Regions from separate parts of the Homo sapiens genome. Here region 1 is linked to region 2. Evidence: chromatin loops called from intact Hi-C (ENCODE). Cell type or tissue: GM12878. All regions are shown on one strand. Links, peaks and the distances in the headings refer to the core of each region. The heading gives the core; the rest is flanking DNA.

Region 1 (6,726 bases), core at 978-5,977, 57 kb after region 2:
TCTAATAAAATCAGAAGGCAGCATGCTTTTGTTGAGAAATGGAGGTAGGAAGGTAACAACATAAAATAACCTACTTTGTACTGGTTCAGTATACCCCATAAACTGTCATCTCTTTTGTTTGTTTGTTTTGAGGGTACAAATTATTTCATTTTCTGATATTCTCTTTCCTAAGGTATTGTTGGACTGAAACTTAACCAATTCTCCTCTTTTTCTGTCTCTGTCTGTCTGTCTCTCTCTCTGTGTGTGTATATATATATACATATATATACACATATATTCTTTCTACACACACACAGTAACAGTATGTGCAAGTCAAATTTAATTTTAAAATAAATCTTTTAAAGCGTGGGTCAATCTGTGCCAGTCACACACAGGGCAGTCTGCCGTATCTTTTGCATCCTTGTTTTGTACTGCTCGTGAATGTTCGTTATATAGTAGAGTAGGTAATTCCATATTTACTTGTACTAGAATATATCTGGCTTAATAGATGATGTTCCAAAGGCTTGAATTAAAAAAAAAAAACCTTAGTGTAAAAAATTTCAGGCATACACTTAAGAGAGACTAGTGTAATAAACCCCATGGCCTAGATTTAACAATCAGCAAAATTTTGCCACATTTGCTTCATCTACTCTCTTCTTTTTCCTCAACTATTTTTAAAGTAGATCCCAGACTTCAAGTCTTTTCACTCCTGCATTCTTTCATATGCATTTCTTTAAAAGAAGGAATTTTTCTTATATAACCACAATACCTTTATTACATCCAACAAAATTAACAATAACTACTAACCACCTCATATTCTCTCTGTATTCAGTTTCTCTGCTTTTAACTGAAAAATGTCCTTTTTACGTTTAGATTGTTCTTTCAGAATCCAACCAAGATCTGTATAGCATTTGGTTGTTTGGACTGCTGTATAATTAAAAGGTCTTTTCTTTCCCACCACTTGTTTACCTCACTCACCCCCAAACCCCCTTCTTCCTCCTTCCCTCCCCTTTTCCCTTTAATGTGTTAATGAAAAAACTGGGTAAACTATCCTGTAGAATATCCTCCATTCTGGATTTCTCTGTTGCCTTCTAACTTGTTCCTGTAGCCTCTGAATTTCCTGCGAACTAAAAGTTGGCTTGAAAGACTTAATTAGTTTCAGGTTCAGCTTTGGTTTTGGTGTTGAGGATGGAAGGCATGCAGGAATACTTTGCACATGGAACTGTTTCTTCATACTGCATCACATCAAGGAGCATATAATGTCTGCTTGTCATACTCTTATCAATGCTAAAATTGGGCAGTGGTGCCAACCCAATCTCTCTATTGAGAGTTTTCTACCAATCTTTCCTCCCGTGGGAAAAGTTGCTGACTGTTCTCCAAATCAATTCTGTCATTAGGGTTTGCAAGAGAATGAATTTTTAAATCTGCCACCCCTTACACATTTATTAGTGGAAATTCTTCTGTAAGAAGAAGTTTCCTTCATAAATTACACCTTTTTGATTTATCTGAAACAATGTATACTGGAAAGAAGCCTGGTGTCTTAAATATCATCTGTTAATACCTAGTGTAACATTCCAAAGGTAACTTGAGATACTGCAAGGACCACATAGCACCTTGAGTACCTATTTTACATGTGACTCTGAGGACTTTCACAGAATAAAGATATTTCTTATTTTAATGAACGTTGTCAGTATCAGGATAATTTTATGTAGTCAACATATATACAGTGTTGGTCCTATAGGAGTTGGAGACCTTTTGCCAGTTTTATTTGGTCAAATACATTATTTTGTGATGAAATAACTGTGAGTGATGAGTTGAGCCTCAAAGAACATGATACTTCATTAAATCAACAAGCTGAACAGTATCATCTAACCAAAGCTGTAGAATAAATGGTGATAAACTTAAATTCAGGAATGAAACAATCACCATTTTTGTTACAAATTTGTCCACCCGTCATCACTAACCCCATTTTTATTTAATACTGGTAATGAACAAAACCTGAAGAAGAAATAAAACTAAAATATTTCATTTGTAGATGACATGATTAATTATCTAGAAAAATCTACAGCAATCAGCTCTAAAATGATTTATTAAATAATAAAAATTTAATAAAGTACCAGATATACTGTATCTTTATACCATGTGAAAATCATTCTGGGAAAATATCCCATTCAGAATTGCAACAAACGATGTAATATCTAGCAATACATTTGAGAGAGATGTTAGATCTTTGGAAAATAAATTAACATCCAGTGTATTTGAAACAATTTTAAGATTCAAATAAAAGCAGAGAAACTGTTTCTAAATCAAGAATATTGGCAAATTATTTGACTAAAAGTAAGATTTTTGGGTTTAACCTCTAACTTCCAAAATTTCTAGTGATTTATTTTATAGTGATTCTGTAATGAGAAGTCTCGTCCTACTAAATATCAAAAGGTTTTAAAGCAAGAATGTCTAAAACAGTGATGATGATGTAAGAATAGGTGTGTTACCCAGATACCAGAAGAGACTTCTCTGTCTGTTGGAGATTTAAGTATACATTTTCTGGCCAGGCCCAGTGGCTCACGCTTGTAATCCCAGCACTTTGGGAGGCCAAGGAGGTCAGATCACTTGAGATCAGGAGTTCAAGACCAGCCTGGCCAACATGGTAAAACCCCATCTCTACTAAAAATAGAGAAATTAGCTGGGTGTGGTGGTGCACGCCTGTAGTCTCAGCTACTCGGGAGGCTAAGGCAGAAGAGTCACTTGACCCCAGGTGGCAGGGGTTGCAGTGAGATGAGATTGTGCCACTGCACTCCAGACTGGGCGACAGTGAGACTGTCTCAAAAAAAAAAAAAAAAAAAAAAAAAAAACAAAGTAAATTTCCCTTGAAGCCCGACTTCATGGCCGGTGAGAGTCAAGAGACATGGCCTGGATCCCGTGACTTACACAAATCCCTGTGGCTGACTCAGACCTTAGTTTCTCTGCCTCTGCTTGCATGCCACCTTGGTTTCTGCCAGTGTCAATACATATGTGAAACCAGCCCCTTTACTAGTTTCAAACATTTAACATTTTGTGAGTTAAGAAATCCTGAATAGGTGATAGACCAGCAAATGATTTTCTTAATTTTTGAGTGGAACATGCTATCTATGTTCATTCTTTTCTTCTACTCATACTTTACTGAATTAATACAGTTGTTTTCTTAAGAGGAATACTGAACAAATAAGCTTGTTTTCATTTTGTAAAACATAGATTACTGGAGCACTATGAGGAATACAAAATTTGTCCCATCTGTTATCATATACAGTAACTAAATGTATGACAAAATAATCTTTCCTAAGAGAGGGGCACTTAAAGGATATTTGTTCAGTGGTGTTGGATAGTACTATTCAGTGATATGTCTTAAAACTAATTAGACAAAAATCATCCGTATATTACACAACCATAGGAATAAAAAAGAAAAGGTAACAGAGAGAATACCTTTACATCTCATATTTGAAGAATTAGTAGAACTCACCCAGAAGATACTTGAATATTAAAAATTTTTGTTGGACCAAAATATTATGATTAAAAGGATAATAGAAAATTGTGGAAACTACATTAAAAATTATAAGGAAAGTGATAATAGGTATAAGTTATATATTGTTGTAAATATGCAAGTTTAGATATCAAGATTATAATACATAAGTGAGAAATGAATATGACAGATTAAGAATATGAAAGTAAAGACACATGAATAATAAAGAAATATGAGGTTTTTTTCATTGTATTAAAGGACATAAATTTTTAAAAAGAGAAATCTAATATTTGCAAGTAAGCAGTGCTAACAGACCCTTTTGGGAAATAATGCAGTAATACATGCTGAGAGTCACAATAATGTTTAGAAATTTCATAATAACATATTAGGAAACACTATGCTAATTATTTTACATATATATATATATAAAATGCCCAGCTTAAAAACTAATTATAGAACAGCAACATAAAATATTACATTTAAATGATTATTTTTGGAGACTATAGAACAACACTGTTCAGGAGAGCTTTGTGGTGATAGAAATATTCTGTGATTGCACTATCCAATATGTAGCCATTTGGCACATGTGGCTGCTGAGCCCTTAAAATGTGGCTAGGGCAACTGAGAAACTGAATTTTTAATTTAATGTTAATTATTTAAATTTAAATAGATAAATGGGGCTAGTGGCCACAATTTTAGATAGTGTAGTTCCAGAAATAAAGAGAAATGTTTGGTATAAGTGAAAATAAAATAGTAAATTTATATGCCATGATTACAAGTATGTACATAACTAAATGTACGTATGGAAAGTGATAGTCATAATTAAAATATTTGTGTTAGGATTGAAGGAAATAGGTAATTTTTTTAAAATGCTAAATTTTTAAAAGGTTACATGACAATAATGTAACACTTCAGCATTGTACTGGTACTGTTCAGTATGGTAGCCACCAGCCTGATGTGCAATTTAAACTTACATCTGTTTAAGTAAAATTAAAAATTCAGTACCTTAATCACACTAGCCACATTCCAAATGAGCAGTAGTCATATATGGCTAATGTTTGCCTTTTCGAACAATGAAGCTATAGAACATTTTTGCCATTGCCAAAAGTTCTATTGTACAGTGTTGTAGAAAGAACTGGTAAAAGGAATATACTGGAATCAGTCACTGATAGTTTATTTGTCAGTAGTTTCTAAGGGCACATGAGAATTAAAACTGGAAATTGGATTCAGTAAAAAGTATAAAGGAAGAGTAACATAAGATCCTACTCCTGTAACTTAGATTAGTGCTTTTTTTTTTTTTTTTTTTTTTTTTTGAGATAGAGTCTCACTCTGTCGCCCAGACTGGAGTGCAGTAGTGTGATTTCAGCTCACTGCAGCCTCACCACCTCCTGTATTCAAGTGATTGTCCTGCCTCAGCTACCCAAGTAGCTGGAATTACAGGCATGTTCCACCACTCCTGACTAATTTTTGTACTTTTAGTAGAGACGGGGTTTCTCCATGTTTCCCAGGCTGGTCTGGAGTTCCTGAGCTCAAATAATTCACTTGCCTTGGCCTCCCGAAGTGCTAGGATTACAGGCTTGAGCCACTGCGCATGACCTACACCAGTGCTCCTTGAAGAATGGGCTATGAACTGGTGCTGGTTTGTTAATCAATCCATGACTAAATGCTTACTCTCAATTTCTATATTGGTTTAGAAACTCTTACAGCCATGTGATATTTGTGTCATTCAGGCACATCACCTGTCTCCCCGGTTGAAGTTCAGGCCAGTAGTTTTAACGCAGTTGCCTGGAGAGTTTTATGCAAAGTGAGCTGAGTATAGTCATGACGGTAGTCCATGAACCTGGGTCCCCAAAAGGGAGAAAACAGTCTTTCACTACAGATTGCGTGAGAAACATTGGCCAGCATTAAAGAAGGAAAGTAGATTGCTCAGGGAAGTTTTGTAGGGAACTTAAAATGAGATGTTAGTATGGCTTAGTAATCTGTATTTGCAGGTGAAATGAAAAATTCAGCCCTAAATCTCTGAATATGGTAAACTTAGACTTCATCTTCTGCAGGTGGAAATGAGGCAAGGGATCCATTATCCACAGCATGAGTAAGTTTCTAGTCAGTTCCTCTGTCTAGGGAGTTTGTTTTCCCTTTTCGCCCTTGTTGGCCTGGGAGACTCAACCAGCTTAGTAGTCTTTTCCTTTCAGTAAGATTTCCAACTTTGGGTTGGTCTTTACCCCTTTTTAGCTCTTTTTGTCGTATTATCTGCACTTAGTACTTTGTAACTGTTTTCACCCCTTCCCCCCAAAGTTAGTTCAAAGGCTTACAGCATGTTGAAAATAGGAAAATTGTTTTTAAATTAAGTGAGTTTTTGTGTACACTTATTTCTTTAGTCTAAAGTTTTGTTTTAAATCTCTTTTTCACATTTAAACCTGATTCCCTGAGACAAGATATAAAATTGAATTATTTGTGAAATGTGGAAAGGTTTTTATTGCCTGTAATCAAAGCATAATCTGTCCATTAAAGCATTATTTTAGTGATGAAGGGTGGACATACATCCCAAGTTTACTACCTGTTTTCTTACTGTGGTTTTGACCATACAGCAAATGGTATTTTATACTCTGAAATGAAATGCACCATACACATTGTCCAGTATGTTTTGAGTTTTAATTCTACATTTTCAGATTTTGGGGTCAAATGAAATCAAGTACTTTATAAATAGTTGTTTCTTCTGATTCTACTGGCCTTACATGTTAGATTTTTTTAAAGTATACACATTCAGTCCTTTATCAGTACCATTAATCAAATGTTGATTTCAGCATTTCTTCATTTTGTTTTCTTTTTTCTTTTCTTTTTTTCTTTTTCTTTTCTTTTTTTTTTTGAGACGGAGTCTAGCTCTGTCACCCAGGCTGGAGTGCAGTGGCACAGTCTCAGCTCACTGCAACCTCCACCTCCCAGGTTCAAGCAGTTCTCCTGCCTTAGCCCCCCCAAGTAACTGGGATTACAGGCGCTTGCCACCACATCCAACTAATTTTTGTATTTTTAGTAGAGATGGGGTTTCACCATGTTGGCCAAGCTGGTCTCGAACTCCTGACCTCGTAATCCGCCAGCCTCAGCCTCTCAAAGTGCTGGAATTACAGGCATGAGCCACCACACCTGGCCAGCGTTTCTTCTTTTTCTCTCTAATTTATCAAATTTGGAAACAGTTGGAAAACATTTAAAGGAAATAAGTCTCTGTGTTTTTAATAATAGTTTAAAAGTTAAAG
Region 2 (6,726 bases), core at 974-5,973:
ACTCTCAGAAAACAAAAGGTGTTTAAGATAGCACTGTACTACTACAGGTATCTTCCATTTTCATCACTTTTGGCTCTGTCCTTGTATTTCTTTTTGTTCTCAAATGCATTTCATCCATTGCTGGTGATTATAGCCATGCTATTTGATTTAGCCTTATATTTTGCAAATTAAAAATGAAGTTATATTCCATTGTGTTGTGAAACCTCAGTATATGTGCTGGTTAATATTTCTTAGCAGTGCAGTCATATTTAAGTTGCAGATGTTTATTGGAGAAAATTGCCTGGCAAAACGTTAACTCTCAAATCTTTTTAATGAAGAAATATGTGATATATACAGTGGAAGATTGTCGTAGAGATAGTTTATGTTGTTATATATGTAAATAATGTTTTATTCATTTTGAAATAAGATACGTGGATTTTGCTGCTAAGCCTTCTGTAAAATATTTTAATTTCCTTTCTGGAATATGTCTGAAGGTAGGATATTAAAAGGAGTATCAGGTAATGTAACTGACAGGGGTAAACCAATTGAGTAAGGTTTGGCCAAAGCATCAAACCTTGTGTGGTAACTTAATGATGTTAGTCATCCGTAAAGGAGTGACATTAGAATTGCTTGAATTAGTTTTTACCATTTATAATTTCATGCTTTGTTGCATTTTAAAAAATCTGTCTTTTTCTTTTTCTGCTTTCTTCTATGTGGTTTTCTTCTTGTTCTACCTTTTTTTTTTTTGAGAGAGAGATGTACTCTACTAATGACCACATGCTGATTAATTCTCTTTAGATGGAATAGAAGGTACATATCCTTCTGTCATCAGCACCATTTCCCCTTGCTGTCATTGGAAACCACCAGTAGAGGATGCTAACAAAAATGATTATTGGTGTGGTAGCATCATAAGTCTCTCTATCGACTGTGCTGATTGGGACCTTCAGTATAATTCTGAGTCTTATTGTTACTTAAAACTAGCCTTGGTTAAATTAGGCATAAGCATTTTCTAGTTTGCCGAAACTAGAAAGAAGCAGGACTGTTTTAACTTGAATAATTTTATAAATTTGAGTTATTTAAGTCTCTAATTGAGATTGCTGTTAATTCATTCTTGTTTTAGAGCAGTTGTATTACTCCTTATTTTAAAAAGATTTTGTTTTATGTTCTTAGGTTTGGAGAAGAATATGTAATAATTGACCCATATTTATGTTGCATATTTAGAATACTTTTTAATCACCCCTTTTTAAAATTCATAGTAAGATCCCTTAAAATATATATTTTAGATGTTAAAATACATCTAAAATGGTCAAAGTTTAAGAGTAGCAAGGAAAATTACAATTGATTGATAATACTGTGTAATTATTTTTATATAACTTATGTAGACTTAGACTATGGATGGGTTGGCAGAGAGCTACTAACGGAGGTGGTAACTAGCAGTCACTTAGATGTTAGTGATTTTTAGATTTTATCTTTTCCTTCCCCTTCAGGTCTTTTCCTACTGGTAGCCCTCCCCCACCTTTTTAGTTAAGAATCAGTGAGTGCATACGTTTTAAATTTGTCAGTTGTAATTAAGGAATATAAGTTTGCTTTGAGATCTTATATGCAGTAAAACTCTGTAGTTCGTACGTTGCTGTATGCTTGTATTTAAATAATTCCTTTCAAGAAACTATATAAATTGCATATAAATAATTGCATGAGACTGTATTTAGTTATGTCTTTTCATTTTGTGTTCTTATAGGTATATTAATATAACTGTAAATTTTAAGCCTCTCATTAGGTAGAACATTAGAAGTATTTATTTCCTTAATTATTTTTAGTGGTGTTTTTATAAATGCATCAATATCAGTACCGTAATGGAATAGCCATACTGTTTATCTTGAACTAAGTAGGTATTGAATTGCCAGGTAAGCCTGTGTTAATTTCTTATTTTAGGATGTCATGGTTCTTCGTGTGTGTGTGTGTGTGTGTGTGTGTGTGTGTAAATAGTTTTTCATTTCCTGACAGGTATTTCTTGAATTTAGTATTCTAATTCCTGAGGGCTCAGTAGTGAATAGGTGTGATTCACTTAAATGTTTATGAACTCAGAAACTTTGCCACAAAGTCACGAGATACATTGTAGCATGGAGCAAAACTTAAAGTATCTTATAAATTGAAAATATTAATCGTTTATGAAGATGACCCTGATATAAAAAGCATGTGAAATATTTGTTTAATACTGTTTTCTTCCTTTCTCTAGTCTCTAGTATGTTTGAAATGGCATACCTCCTATGTAGTAGCTTTTGAAGCATGTGCTGAGAAACTTCTGTTAAATTGAGAATGATATTTTTAAAATAAGAGCATAATGATTTCTCATAGTTGTGTTTTTCTTTTGCTTTATCCTCTTGTGGATTTACCTGTATAAATCACTTTTAAGCATGTGGTTAGAGCCAGATGTAAACACAGATGCAGTATCATGTGGAATTATATTGTTAGCTACTCTTAACTACCTGTATTGAATTGCAGCAGAGGAGGAGAAAAATCATGCAGATGTTGGAAGAAGATATGCATTAGTGTGCAAGAGTACAGCGAGAGGTTAGAAAACTTGAAGCTGTAGAAATAGGATTGAAAAAGGTTTCTTTGCAGTACAGTCACTAATTTATGTGGAAATGCATGCTCTTTATTTCTAATTGAGATATAAGCTAAAATAAAAGTCCATTGTTGAAAGAAAACTCAAAAAATTTTAAACTAGAAAAAGTGTCCTGATTAGGAAATATGATAAAATGATTTTTTAAACTACTTTTTAAAGGGTAGATGTTGTACATATTACTGGCTAAATAATCATTCAACTAGATATGAACTAAAAGTAGTAAGCAAGTAGAAATATATGTAGTAGAGAAAGTTTTGTAGCAACCCTAGTTAAAATTAAATTTGATCTATTATGTAGGCATTGCCATATAAACTAATCATTCTTTTGCATGGGGCAGTGTTTTGAGTATTATGTCACTAAAGGAAACATCTTTAGGACATTAGTTTTACTAAATAAAAATTTCAATATGTTATGAGCATGTCTGGATTTTAGCCTTGATGGAGGTGGGTTACGCTGTTAACTTAAAACTGGGTTGCTTAAAAAGATGGCAATATAATACAGTACTTAAGTAGCAAAATGCTCTCTAATAAGTAAAATTTGCTTTATGATTGTTTTCAGAGAAAACAACTTAATTTTTAGAACTTCATTAATTTTGTTAAAGCATATTTTTGGATTATATAATATGGATGTAGATAAATGGAAAGATTATGAAAGGAAAAGCAAAAAATTGAATTCAAGTGTCTATTTGTATTATAGCTGTGAAACTTTAAGCTTTTTTCATTCTCTACAAAGTTACTTTTCTCTTTCTTCAAACAGCTCCCTGTTGTTTAATACACGTTCCCTCTATACATAGGGATTGCATTTATCTGTCCATATGCACATTTCTCCTCCTAATCAACATTATGTATTTATTGAGACTTGGTACATGGAGGTTGAGGTATGAACTATGTTTGTAGAAAACCTTACAGTATGGCAACCTGGGAAAACCTTCATCTCTTTTGCAGTAACAACTACATCTGTGCTGAAATTATTCATAACAGATGTTTTGTGATCTCTTAATTCCCTCCCTCTCCCTTCCCCTCCCCCATTCAGATTTAAAATTAAATGTGAATGGAAGATAAATTTATAAATTATGTTAATTTCTTTTTATTGTTTTATTCTATATTGAAAGTCCTCTGTTTTCTCTTTTTAAAATATTCTAATTTTAAATGTTTAAGATATTTTAAGTACTCTGATTTCAATTATCTTTTAATAAAATATGACACCATTATTTATATATCTGTTACTATTCATGCTCACGGCCTAAAATATATTCTGATTTCCCTTACTCTTAAGGTCTTTGTATTCATTTAATCCACAATTCTAGCAGAGTGTTTGGTTTTGGGTTTTTTTTTTTTTTTTTAAGTAGATAGTGCTGAGTGTAACTAGTTTGCTGATGAAAAAAACTCATTTTCTTGGAATCATATATTTTTAATATGGAAGATTCATCTTTTCCAAAATAACTTTTTATCTGAAAACTGACACAGATAAGCTGAAATTTAGGGTCTTTAAGTAGAAACTCTAGAAGAGACTTTAATGTGTGTTTTAAGAAGGGGTAATGCCAGGCAGATACAGTGACATATGGAATAACATGTAGTGAAATCCTTCAAGGAGTAGATTTTCTGAACCTGGGCTCAGGGTAACCTTGCTCTGCCTTGAATACTTGAAAAGGCTGTCAAAATCACTGTATCTCTTTAACGTTTTCTCCTTTCTACCCTAAAGTTAAGTTGCTATTTGCTCCTATTGCTACATCACTTTTCTGAATCTCTTTTGATACACTTGGCTTTTGCTTTATTTGGGAGGGAGAAAGTAAAGGAAGGAGGAATTGGAGTAGACAAAAAATAACTTTATATGAATAAATATTCATTAAGAAAATGAAGTGGAATAATTTTGGACTGGAGAGATTTGGGAGAATCATCCAAAGCCATTTTGCAGTAAAGCAGACAGTCAAAGAGATAAGATGACTTTGCCAAGTTTATGTTACTAGTTAGCTTGGACTAGGTCACAGCTTTTTGGGTTCCTAGTTCGGTATTCTTTTCATTAGGTCATTTGAGCATATTTATCTAAGACGGTAACAAGCAAGAACTAGATACCATGAATTTTCAAATTTATTATACTTAAAACCAAAATGTGTAGAATGCTTCATCATCTCAAAGGCAAGTTCTAATACATATGCATACATCTGTCAAATTTAGTAGTTGATGTAGTTATATCACTTAAAATATTTCAGATGCAGAGCATTAGTATTATTTAGAGGCATCCTCTCATTTGGATTATACTTTTGGTCACTATTCCCAATTTCAGCTCCCATTCACTCTATCCTTCCTACCTTGGACCCAATCTAATATGTTTTTTATATGCTGTTGGTTTTGTAGCTAGCCTTGTAAAATTTTGTACCTCTTTTGTGTGTTTTGTATTTACATAAGTGCTATAAGTGCTACTTTGCTCTATCATTTACTTTCTTTTTCTTTTCTTTTCTTTTTTTTTTTTTTTTTTTTTTGAGACAGTTTGACAGTTTGACTCTTGTCACCCAGGCTGGAGTGTAAAGGCGCGATATCAGCTCACTGCAACCTCTGTCTCCCAGGTTCAAGTGATTCTCCCGCTTCAGCCTCCCAAGTAGCTGGGATTACAGGCACACACCGCCATGCCTGGCTGATTTTTGTATTTTTAGTAAAGATGGGGTTTTGCCATGTTAGCCAGGCTGGTCTCAAACTCCTGACCTCAGCTGATCCACCTGCCTCAGCCTCCCAAAGTGCTGGGATTACAGGTGTGAGCCACTGCACCTGACATATAATTTACTTTCTTTACTTAGCATTGTTTGATAGCTAGATATGTTGCTATATGTACAGCTAGTTCATTGCTTTTAACCTTGCAGTAGTTCATTTATGTAGTAAGCACAAATTACCTATCAATTCCCCTAATGGCAGATTCCCAGATTGACTCCAATTCTTAGATACCAATAATTCTGTAATAAACATCCTCCTACGTGTTGCTAATGGCTGTGGAAGAGTTTCTCAGCACTACCATATCTAGGGACATGGTATTGTCCAGACATAGTATTGCTGAGTATAGGTCAATCACATATTTAATAATTACTAAATTCTGTCAGATTATTTTAAAAACAGCAACACCATTTTTTACGCTCACCAACAATGTAAAAGAACTATTTTCTCACGTTTTTGCCAGCCTTCGGTATTGTACAACATTCTACATTTTGCTAATTTTTCAGTTGCTAAATATAATCTGATAGTTGCTTTAATTTATGTTTCTCTGTTTATTAGGGAGGTTGATCATTTCTTCATATCCTTGCTAGCTGTTTGGGTTTCCCTTTCCATATCTGGCCTATTCATACCCTTTACCCCTCTTTTTGGATAGATTTCCATTTCTCTTGTGTATTTAAGATGATAATCCCCAACGTTTCAGTCATTTGACTTTGGTACAGGAATCCTTAATTTTAATGTCAAAATTTTGACTTTATGGGTAGTAAGAAGTCCTTCCTAATCTATAGATTATAAAGATATTTTCCTGGATTTTCTTCTATTAGTTTCTTAGTTGTATTTTTTGTATTTATATGTCTAATGCATCAGGAGTTCACCTTTTGAATACACCCTTTCTTAAGAGGAACAAGTATAGCAGTTAAGAGTTTGGGTTGATCCTGTAACTTACTACCTATCACCCTGGCCGGGTTACTTAGTCTTTTTATGCTTGAGTTTCTCTGCATGTAAATTGGACATGACAGTCTAAGAATTGGGAAAGTTTAAATGAAGCATATGACGCATTGTGCCTAATACATGTTTTAAGTTTTCAACACATGTTCATTTAAAATTTTACTTATTTATTTTAAATATATCTTGGATCAGCTGACAATTTTTTATCCTTTTGACCAGTATTAACTCCAGCTAATGTAACTACCATCTGAAAGGGGGTTGCTGTAAAATTTGTACATTGTTTGTGTAACTTTGACATTTAACATTGCTTAGTTCAGACCTTGGACAAAGCTGTTAAATGATCAATAGACACTGAAGCTTCATCTTAATGCTACTTTTGGTATGTCTTTCAGCTTTAGGAAGGATTCCTTGGATCTTTTTAAGGGCCATTATATGAGAGAGACCTTACCATATCACTTTTATGTATAACATTGA

Evidence for each region. Peaks named below come from ENCODE experiments on the same cell type or tissue, not always from the same donor. Only the 100,000 strongest peaks of a DNase experiment are listed, where the experiment ranks them.
Region 1: it touches region 2 in a loop (8-fold over the local background); 11 of 110 quality-filtered maps call a loop at or near these places.

The regions. Positions count from the first base shown.
Region 1 is chr10:31,379,204-31,385,929 of GRCh38, forward strand. All of the region lies in intron 1 of ZEB1 (zinc finger E-box binding homeobox 1), which reads left to right. Among named protein-coding and RNA genes, the nearest start is that of ZEB1, 63 kb to the left of the region's middle. RefSeq lists an enhancer at 4,861-5,010. In GM12878, for the core only: no CTCF peak of the experiment used is centred there; DNase peaks (open chromatin) are centred at 2,968 and 5,238; H3K4me3 peaks cover 1,366 bases; H3K27ac peaks cover 3,676 bases.
Region 2 is chr10:31,322,038-31,328,763 of GRCh38, forward strand. The region is part of intron 1 of ZEB1 (zinc finger E-box binding homeobox 1); the gene reads left to right. Among named protein-coding and RNA genes, the nearest start is that of ZEB1, 6.2 kb to the left of the region's middle. In GM12878, for the core only: no CTCF peak of the experiment used is centred there; no DNase peak of the experiment used is centred there; H3K4me3 peaks cover 70 bases.